Linked DNA regions of Homo sapiens: region 1 is linked to region 2. A link is a loop called in an ENCODE intact Hi-C map of the cell type or tissue named here. Cell type or tissue: ascending aorta. All regions are shown on one strand. Links, peaks and the distances in the headings refer to the core of each region. The heading gives the core; the rest is flanking DNA.

Region 1 (4,384 bases), core at 195-4,194, 120 kb after region 2:
TTGAGGACAGGACCAGGGCCCACATGCTAAGAGAATGAAAGGATCAAATGTGGCATTTGGCCCATGTGAGGGTTTTTCTATCAGGCAGAGCTGTCCCACCACAGCAAGCCCCCAGCACTGGTGGTGCTCCAGCGGGAGGGCGTTGCCGGGGGGTGCACCAGGAAACCTCAGTGTCCTTGCTAGTGAACCTCTGGGCTACCCAGGCCCATCAGGGATCCCAAGACTGAGACCTCTCTTCCTGGGCAGGCCTGGCTCCTCCTGGAATAGGTTCCTGCCTAGCACCCCCACCTGCCAACTGCCTGGAAGCCTGCAGCCTGTGGGCCCCCCTGGAGCTGTGCCCACCGCCACCACACTCCCTCTGGCCCTCCTTTTCTCTCCCGGCCTCAGGCCCAGCCTCTGCTAATGCACCACGTCTCTCTCACTGGCACCAACTCTCCAGGGCTCCAGGCCCACTGCCAGTGTCCCTCAGATGTCCACGGCAGGAACACCCATAGGAACCCCCAAGCCCAGCCCCACCCAAAGCAAGGAGGACTCAGTGTCGTCTCCCCTACAGCCGGCTCGCCAGCCCCGTGAAGGCCCGACTGTCCACCTGTTGCTGAGTAGACATCTGAGGGTCGCGCTGAACTCTCCTCCTCCTCCCTCCCCACAGCCACTGCTGATTAATACTCAGGTTCCATCCATCCAGTCCCCAAATTCTCCTTCAACTTCATCTTCCTCTCTTGCTCCCTGGTCCATCCATAAGGCGGCTGGCCACCGTCCTTGGTCTGGCTTAATCAATCTCCTGACTCCCTTTGCTAATAGCAGCCCCAGTTAACCCAAACTGAAAGCCGCTCTCTCAGCCTCCCTTGGCTTTGCTGGCTCCCACTGCCCCAGGGTCAGGCCCCCACCCCTGGGTGGCGACGAAAGCCAGGGTGCCCTCGGCCCTGCCTGCAGGGTCTCTTGCTCTCTTCCACGGACACTCCACGCCTCCGCCTCACTAGACTCTGCACTGACTCTGCGCACACCTAGCAGGCCCGACCTGCTGCCTTCGCTCAGGCTGGGCCTGCTGCCGGGCCAGCTCTTCTCTCCTGTCCGCCTGTGAAATGTCCTCATGCTCTTTTGGGAAAAAAGCCCAAAGCGCCTTCTTTGTCCTTGGGGTGCAAAGACACTCGCTGTGGCCCAGGGGGCTGTGCTGTTGTCACCTCTCTCCATTTACACTGTGAGCCTTGGGGACTAGACTGACCTTGCTTGGGGACAGGAGGTGAAAAGAAAGGAGGGAGGGGCTGCCTCTGGGAGCTCGCCCCAGCCCTCCCCACTTTGTCTTACCTCCAGGCTCCTTTCCAGGCCTCTTCTGCTCTCCAGGGCCCCAGGGCTCAGAGGCAGGGGGCTGGACATAATGGCCAGGGAGGGCTGGAGGGACTGCCCCAGCCAGAAACTGCTTTTCTGGGCCTGTGATGACAGAGTCTTGTGCTTGTTTTTAAAGAAAATAGAATCTGAGCCCCTATTTATAGCCGGAGGCCACAGCCACAGACAGAAGACGGATGGGGTTTGAGGCTTACAGGCCCCTGCTCTAGCATGGACTGGGAGGTGGGGCCATTCCCAGGCCCCCCTGCCCGCCTTTGTCAACCCCCAAGGAAGTGCCTGTGGGATCCTGACACTCCCTGGGACAGGATGTAGCCTGCACTTTGGGGCACGGGAGGACCTGGTGAGGGGAGCGGAACATTTCTCAGGATTGGTCCCTGGGGCCCAGAGTCCCTTGTGGGAATGGGAGGAGGTGAGGGTCTGTTATGTCTACTGAGAAGGCAGAGAGGGCCCTGGGGACGGGTGGGGTGCTGGCGGCAGGGAGCACTTCTGACTGCCGTGGAACCCGGTAAAGGAGAAGGGAAGGAGAACAGAGCAGGACTGGAGAGATGGGCAGACAGACAGAGAGACAGGGTAGGAAAGACAGACAGAAAGAGATGGAGGAACCACAGCCAGGGGTGGGAAAGGACAGAGAGATGGAGAGAGCGGGATGGGGGGATGGACTGAGAGATCGGGGGTGCTCTGCAGCCCGGGTGACCCTGCGCAGGGGCAGACAGAAGCCGTGAGGGGAGACTGAAGTGTGGCTTCCGTTCCATAGAGTCTTCATGGTGCTCCAGGCAGCGTGGTCAGAGTCCGGGTGGAGCCGGTGAGGAGGGAGGAAGCAGGCGTCTCTGTGGCCTCGCCCACCCCCAGCCTCCAGGGTCTAGGGGCTGGAGACCCTCCGTTCCCGGCAGTCTCCACGGGGAAGGCCCAAGGCCTATTGGAGGCAACTCAATGTTGTGGGGCAGAGCCCAGATTGACCTTGTCACCAAGATCCCCAAGGGCTGTCTTGGGCACGGCCGGGACCTTGAGGGACAGGTCTGGTCTCTGGCTTGCTATGGAGTGAGTTCCCTAGGCCTGGAGGGCTCACAAGCTAAGGCTATGGCCTGGACTCACACCTGCTGCCAGCCTCTACGCAGACCCCTCCCTTGGCTGCGCTTGTAGGGGCTGTGGGGTAACCGTAGCCTGGGGCATGTGTCATGGAGCCACAAGCAGTGACTCAGACAGTTAAAAAAGGAGCAGCTCTGAGTGGTGACTCAATTGGCTCTGGAGGGGCTGGGTGGGTCTGGCTGGTACAAGATGGGGTGGTCTGGGTTTATTTTTGGCAGGGCGGGGCTGGGGCCAGGGGGTGGAAGATGGGAACCGGGGGTGGAGAGGAGCCGCTGCTCTCATCCCGGGGGGAGCCCCAGGGCTCCATGCCAACTTAGGAAAGTGGCTTTCCAATGCCAGGGAGTCCTGGCAGGCTGGGCTGCTTCTCAGCCCCATTCCAGGCCTAGCCTGCCTTGCTGCTTGGCCCAGGACAAGCAGCTGGCTCTCTCTAGATAGAGGCAGAGGCCCCTGTCCTGTTCCCAAGAGGCTCAAGCTCAGAATTTAGAGCTGACCTAGGAGACTGAAGATTCCACCCAGAGGCCCAGATAGGGCCAGGGTCTCCCCAAGGCCACACAGCAGGGCCAGGTAGCCCAAGGGCTGTGGCACCATCAGCCAGCTGGCTCAGGTCTCTACAATATCTCACCGGCCCCAGGGCTGTCCACGGTTGGAAGGACAGCCCCTGTCTGAGTACCCACCCCTGGAGGGGCTCAGCCAGGCTCCAGGTGGGTGGCCAGAAACACATGGGCCCCACATGCCCAGAGATAGAATCTCGGCCAGGGGCAGCCACTTGGATTCTGTTAGCACATGTGGGTGGGGGGCCTGTCTGGGCCCTGTCCAGGGGTCTGTGGAGAAGAGTCACCTCTACGTGGGTGAAGGCAGTGGGGGCCTGCACAATGGGATCTTGCCCTGAGGGCTCAGGCACGGGCCGGCCCTTGTCCGGGGTCCCTCCAGTGTCCCAGCCCCAAGCTGCACACCCCACTCTGCAGTCACCTCAGTCACCTGCCCACACCTCCCCCTACTCTGAGCTCACATACACCCATCCCCCTGAGGGGTCCTAGCAGCCCAGAGCGGAGAGGGCTGTCCCCTCCCTCAGTCCGGATTTCTGCTCCTCGTGATGCAGCCACCACTGCTTATGTCATGAGTGGTGGTAACAGCCCCATGGTGGCCCTGGCAGGTGAGCTATCTTGCGTCCCTGGGCCCTGGCCTCCAGCCCCCACCTCCAGAGAGGGATTCGCGAGGGGTTGGTAGAGAGCAGGGAAAAGACAGGCTTCTAGGGTCCCTTGTCCCATAAAAGGTCCTGATACCTGCTCATTCTCTTCTCACTCACCTGCTCTGGGGACAGGGGGTTCCTGCTGTGCCCCGGCCCAGTGAGCCCCATCCTAGGGGCTGTTAGGCTTGGGAGAAACAGGCCCTGGGGAGGGCCAGGCAGGGGCTGTCCCTGCTTCTTCTAGCACTGGGAGAGGGGTGTGGGCCTCAGCCCAGTTAGCCACAGAGATGCAGACCCCCACCCCCTCCCACCTTCTGAAGGGTCCTGGGCTGGCAGGCAGCCGCTGGCTGATACCCTCTCCAGAGCCCACCTCTCCTTTTCCACGTCCCTTGGTCCCACACGGACTCACGGGGCCACCTCCTCTAGGCCTTTGCCTCGGAATCTTCCTGAAAGACTCCTAAGCAGAAGTCCCCATGTCACCAGGCCACTCCACCCTGGGAAGAAGATGCTAATAGCAGAGTGACTGCAGCCTCAGGAGCAGACGTCCACCGAGCATTGATTCCAGGCAAAGTGTCTTGCTTAATCCTCACACGTAATCCTCGACGTAAGAGGTCGAAATTATTTATCCCCATTTTAGAGAGGAGAAAACTGAGGCTCAGAAAAACAGTCACTTGCCCAAGGTCACGCATGGAGTGTTAGGGCTGGAATTCAACCTGAGCTCTCTAATGCCGTGTTTCACCACCATGTGCCTGGCCTCCTGCTTCCCTG
Region 2 (4,384 bases), core at 131-4,130:
CTGCTTGTCCTCCAGCTAGTCAGTGGTACCTGAGGGCCACGGCCCTGTCTTTCCTTTTTCTTTCTTTTTCCTTTTCCTGTATGCCTGGCACCCCACACAGTAAATGTTTGAACTTACATGAGCTACTCTTTGACCAGGGAAAGAGAGTTGGCATTTACTGAGCCCTGGCCCCGTGCCAGCAGCTGTACAACTGCACAGAGCCTGCACGCTTGAGCCATCAGTATCCCTATTTGACTTGGGAGAAAACTGGGAGCCGAAGACACTAATAAGCAATTTGCCTGAGGTGCCACCGATGAGGGGCTGAGCTGGGGTTTGAACTCAGGCCTCTGCAACTCTGGGCCTAAACTTGCCTGTCTGTGCCCACGGCCTCCTAGAACATCACAGGAGGATGGCAAGAGAGCTGGAGCTCTCACCTTCCCAGAGGGTGGGCTTTCGCCACAGCTGCCCCCTTCAGGTCCCTGTCCCAGTTTCTCAGATGTCAGTGGATCCCAGGAGAAGCTCATCTGGTCTCCCTGTGATTGCTTCACTTGCTAATTACCCAAGAAATGTATTGTTCTGTTGCGTTGGTGTGTAGGAAATGAACAGCAACAGGAAGAGGCAGCAGTCAGTCGGGTGGGATTAGAGGGTCAGTAAAGAAAGTTTTGTGTGTTCATGGGCACCTGAAAGCTAATAGCTTTCAAAGACTCAAATTTAAAATATCAAATGACTCAATGTTTCAGAATAAGAAAAATGAAGCATTGATCTTTCTTAATTCCATTGAGGTGTGGTCAAGCACATTGGTTAGGAACTTGGGGGGAGGGTCACATGTAGTAGATCACAACCCAGGCCCTACCTCCTGTGAGCTGTGGAGCTTGGACACATCATTTAACATCTCTGTGCCTCAGTTTCCCCATATGTAAGATGAGAGTAATACCCCCCTCACATAGACTTTTGAGGTTGAATTGAGATGATGCATTAAAAAAAGTTGAATGTAATGCTTAGAACATTGTAAAAACTCAATAAAAGTTGGTAGTATTGTTATAGGGGAAGACCTATTTTAAATGTCTGGATTTAAGATAAAATTTGCATCACATTGTCACATAAACATAAATGTAAAATCTAAGGAGACTTTTTCCCCCCTGACTATACAAGTAATAGATGATCACTAAACAGAAGTCAGGCAGTATAGAAAGATGTTAAGAAGAAAATGAAAATTGCCTGTTATTCTACCAACTGGAGAACCGTGGTTAGCATTTTGATGTATTTCCTTTTGCTTTTCTCCCCCTAGTTCACATAGGTATCCAAATTGAGAGCACAGTGTATCCTGGCTTGTTCACATTATAGCATGAGCATTTTCCCATGTCATTTTATACTGTGTACCCATCCTATTTGGTGGCCTAATATTCCATCAGGTGGGTGCTAGAATGTGTTTAATTATCCTCCCACTTATCGATGGCCATTGCGTAAGGTGGCTCTTAAAATGCGGATAGCTTTGAGTGTGCTGTCAACCCTGAGCACTGGGCTTTGCCAATCACTGTCAAACTGCCTCCTGCCAGAACCAAGTGCCCGAGCCCCGTGCCCACTGCTACTGCAGTCCACATGCTTGTCAGCTTTTCCATTCATTCCATGCTTTGAGTGCATGTTCTGTGCCAGGACCTTGCTAGGTGCTGAGGACACAGAGATGAATGACACAGTCATTCCATGTCCTCCAGAGCTCAGTGGAGGAGGGAGCTTGAACAGAGGCCAGAGCAAGCGTTTCCTGGCAGCCTGCTCCACACCAGCCCTCCGCCAAGCACCCGAGCAGCCTTAAGAGTGAGGCACAGTCTGCCTCCTAGTTGGGAGAAGAGATGTGTACAAGGATCTTCTCCCATGTCAGGGCCAGCTGATATGCCCCTCCCTCTTGGACGTCTGCAGCTGGATACTCCAGGCTGAATGAATTACATCATCATTAGCTGGTCTTACAGTGAGCCGTCCATCTCCCTTGCCACTTTACAGCTCCTGAAAGGCAGCTCCTGGCTGGGCATGAAGTATAGGAAAATATGTACAGTTAACCCTTGAACAACGTGGGTTTGAACTGCATGGGTCCACTTACATGTGGATTTTTTCAACTACACACAGATTGAAAATACAGTATTCACAGGATGTGAAACCCTCTTATACGGAGGGCCAGCTTTTTGTGTATACACCAAGGGATGACTATAGTTGTTTTTTACACTATGGATAGAGAAATTGGTTTAGTAGGTTGGTACTAGGTTTTTATTTTTATTTTTTTCCCATAAAATCCAATTGTCCAATTGATTAGAATTAAAAGCATCAAAGTGTAGTCCACTGTGTGAGATTAAGTATTGTTTTGTGAAACATTTGTTTCTGTTTTGTACACGTGCATACCGGTTCACGTGGAGTGGGTGATGGTTGAAGATGCATGTTTTTTTGTGAGGAAAGCCCCTGGCTAGGAAAGCCCCTGGCTGACAGGATAGCGTCTTGACTCCTCAGTGTGACGCAGGGGTGTCTGTGGCCAGCTTCTGCCTGGCTGTGCTGCCTCACCTCCCAGCCCTCCTGCCTGGAAGCCTGAGCTCTAGCTGTAGGAGCGGTTTCTCCTCAGTGCTTGGCGGGGACCTGTCCATGGTTCCACAGGGCTGTATGAACACATCGTTACCAGGGCCTGGCCATGGTTAGGATGGTCCACGTGTCTGGCCTTCCCTTCTCATCTTTTAACTCCTTGAGGTCAGGGTTGAACTTTATTCAACGCTCTGCCCAGCACTGGCCCCGTGCCTGACACAGAGTGGCAGTAACCAGGTATTGCTCGTCTGTCGTGCGCAGGTAGTTTATATAAGCCTCATTTAATCCTCACAGTAGTCCAGTAAGAGAGAGGTAATTAACTATTTTCCAGATGAGGCACAGAGCCGTTTAGAGCATAATTTGCTAAAAGCCACCCAGCTAGTAAGTGGTAGAGCTGAGATTCAGACTCAGGTTCATGTGACGCCGGAGTCCTCGCCACCCCCACTGCACATGCAGCCCAGCAAATGTTTGTTGAATGGATGTGGTGATGCTGCTTCCTTTTTGGAAGCAGAATCCCCATCTGCCCAGGATTCTAGTTTGTGGCCCTTTGTGTCAACATCTCACGTATTTACTTGTGGATTGGCAAGGCTGACTGTCCTACCTGCTGCTTGCAGTGGCCTATTTCCCAGGGCATTTTGAGTGCAGGAGTTGGTTTCAGGTTACAGACTCCCCTACTCCCATGCCCTGTGGAAAGCATGCTGTTCAGCGGACACTCGGTGTGTACCTGCAGTGCACGAGGTCAGCGCTGCTGGAACATAGTAGTCTGGCTCCGTGATGGGCCCCACGGTGCATTTGGAACAGTTGTGCTGCTGTCACTTGGGCTCCACCCCCAGGCTCTCAGGTTGCGCGTCTGCTCGTCTGCTTACCCGGTGACCTGGCAGGCCTGATACACTTCTCCCCTTTGTTCCCTCTCCAGGTGGACCAGCGGGTGTTCAGAGACCTTATGAGTGAGAAGCTGCCTCGGTTGCATGGCCACTTTGAACAGTACAAAGTCGACTACACTCTCATCACTTTCAACTGGTTTCTGGTGGTATTTGTGGATAGTGTCGTTAGTGACATCCTCTTTAAAATATGGGACTCTTTCCTTTATGAAGGACCAAAGGTGAGTTAGCTCAGCTCAGCTATTTTCAGATATACACACTTGACAACCGTCAGCAGCGTTGGTGGCGGTAGAGCGGCTGGCTCACCTGGAACTTATGAGGGTTACCATGGTGCCCAAGGGATCTCAGCACGGCCTGCACTAGATCTGGGTCCAGGGTATCAGGAAACCACAGTCATTTGTTCATGTATCAGAAACATTCAACCCACATCAAGCCCTGTGATAGGCGCTGGGAGCTATGGCTTACAGTTTGAGCCTGAGCCTCACCATCTGTCAAATGGCTGGTGGTGTTACCCCATCATATGGAGGAGGAGATGGAGGCCCAGAGATCTAATAAGCAGGGGATTAGGGGGGCTAATGAGGGGGACTAACTTGGGGGAGCCAACTTCAGAGCCTTACTGCCCATGAGCCTCCCACCCGCTCTGTTGTATGTTTTTTAAAAATCAGTTTTTGAATAAGGAATATATTTACATATTAAACCCTAATTGTATAAACAGGTGTTTGTAATGGAGTGGAGGCCCCTCCCTAGTCTTCTAGTTACTCTTCTCAATTTATTCTTTACCTTAGCCGGGCACAGTGGCATGTGCCAATTGTCTCAGCTACTTGGGAGGCTGAGGTAGGAGGATCATTTGAGCTGAGGAGTTAAAATATAGCCTGGGCAACACAGCAAGACCCAGAAAACAAACTAAATTAGAGAAAGTACAGGCCCTTAGATATGGGGAAAGCAGTTTGTTCCAAAGCTGCTTG

What was found. Peaks named below come from ENCODE experiments on the same cell type or tissue, not always from the same donor. Only the 100,000 strongest peaks of a DNase experiment are listed, where the experiment ranks them.
Region 1: a loop joins it to region 2, with 2.2 times the contacts of the local background. A loop is called at or near these places in 1 of 110 quality-filtered maps.

Annotation. Positions count from the first base shown.
Region 1 is chr15:77,886,179-77,890,562 of GRCh38, reverse strand. It overlaps the pseudogene CSPG4P13. Among named protein-coding and RNA genes, the nearest start is that of TBC1D2B, 190 kb to the left of the region's middle. RefSeq lists an enhancer at 2,127-2,869. In ascending aorta, for the core only: no CTCF peak of the experiment used is centred there; DNase peaks (open chromatin) are centred at 1,392, 2,317 and 2,681; H3K27ac peaks cover 3,668 bases.
Region 2 is chr15:78,002,561-78,006,944 of GRCh38, reverse strand. It overlaps TBC1D2B (TBC1 domain family member 2B), which reads left to right. Exons shown (of 13, transcript NM_144572.2): 11 at 3,455-3,640. Among named protein-coding and RNA genes, the nearest start is that of TBC1D2B, 73 kb to the left of the region's middle. In ascending aorta, for the core only: a CTCF peak has its summit at 1,829; a DNase peak (open chromatin) is centred at 1,714; H3K27ac peaks cover 1,661 bases.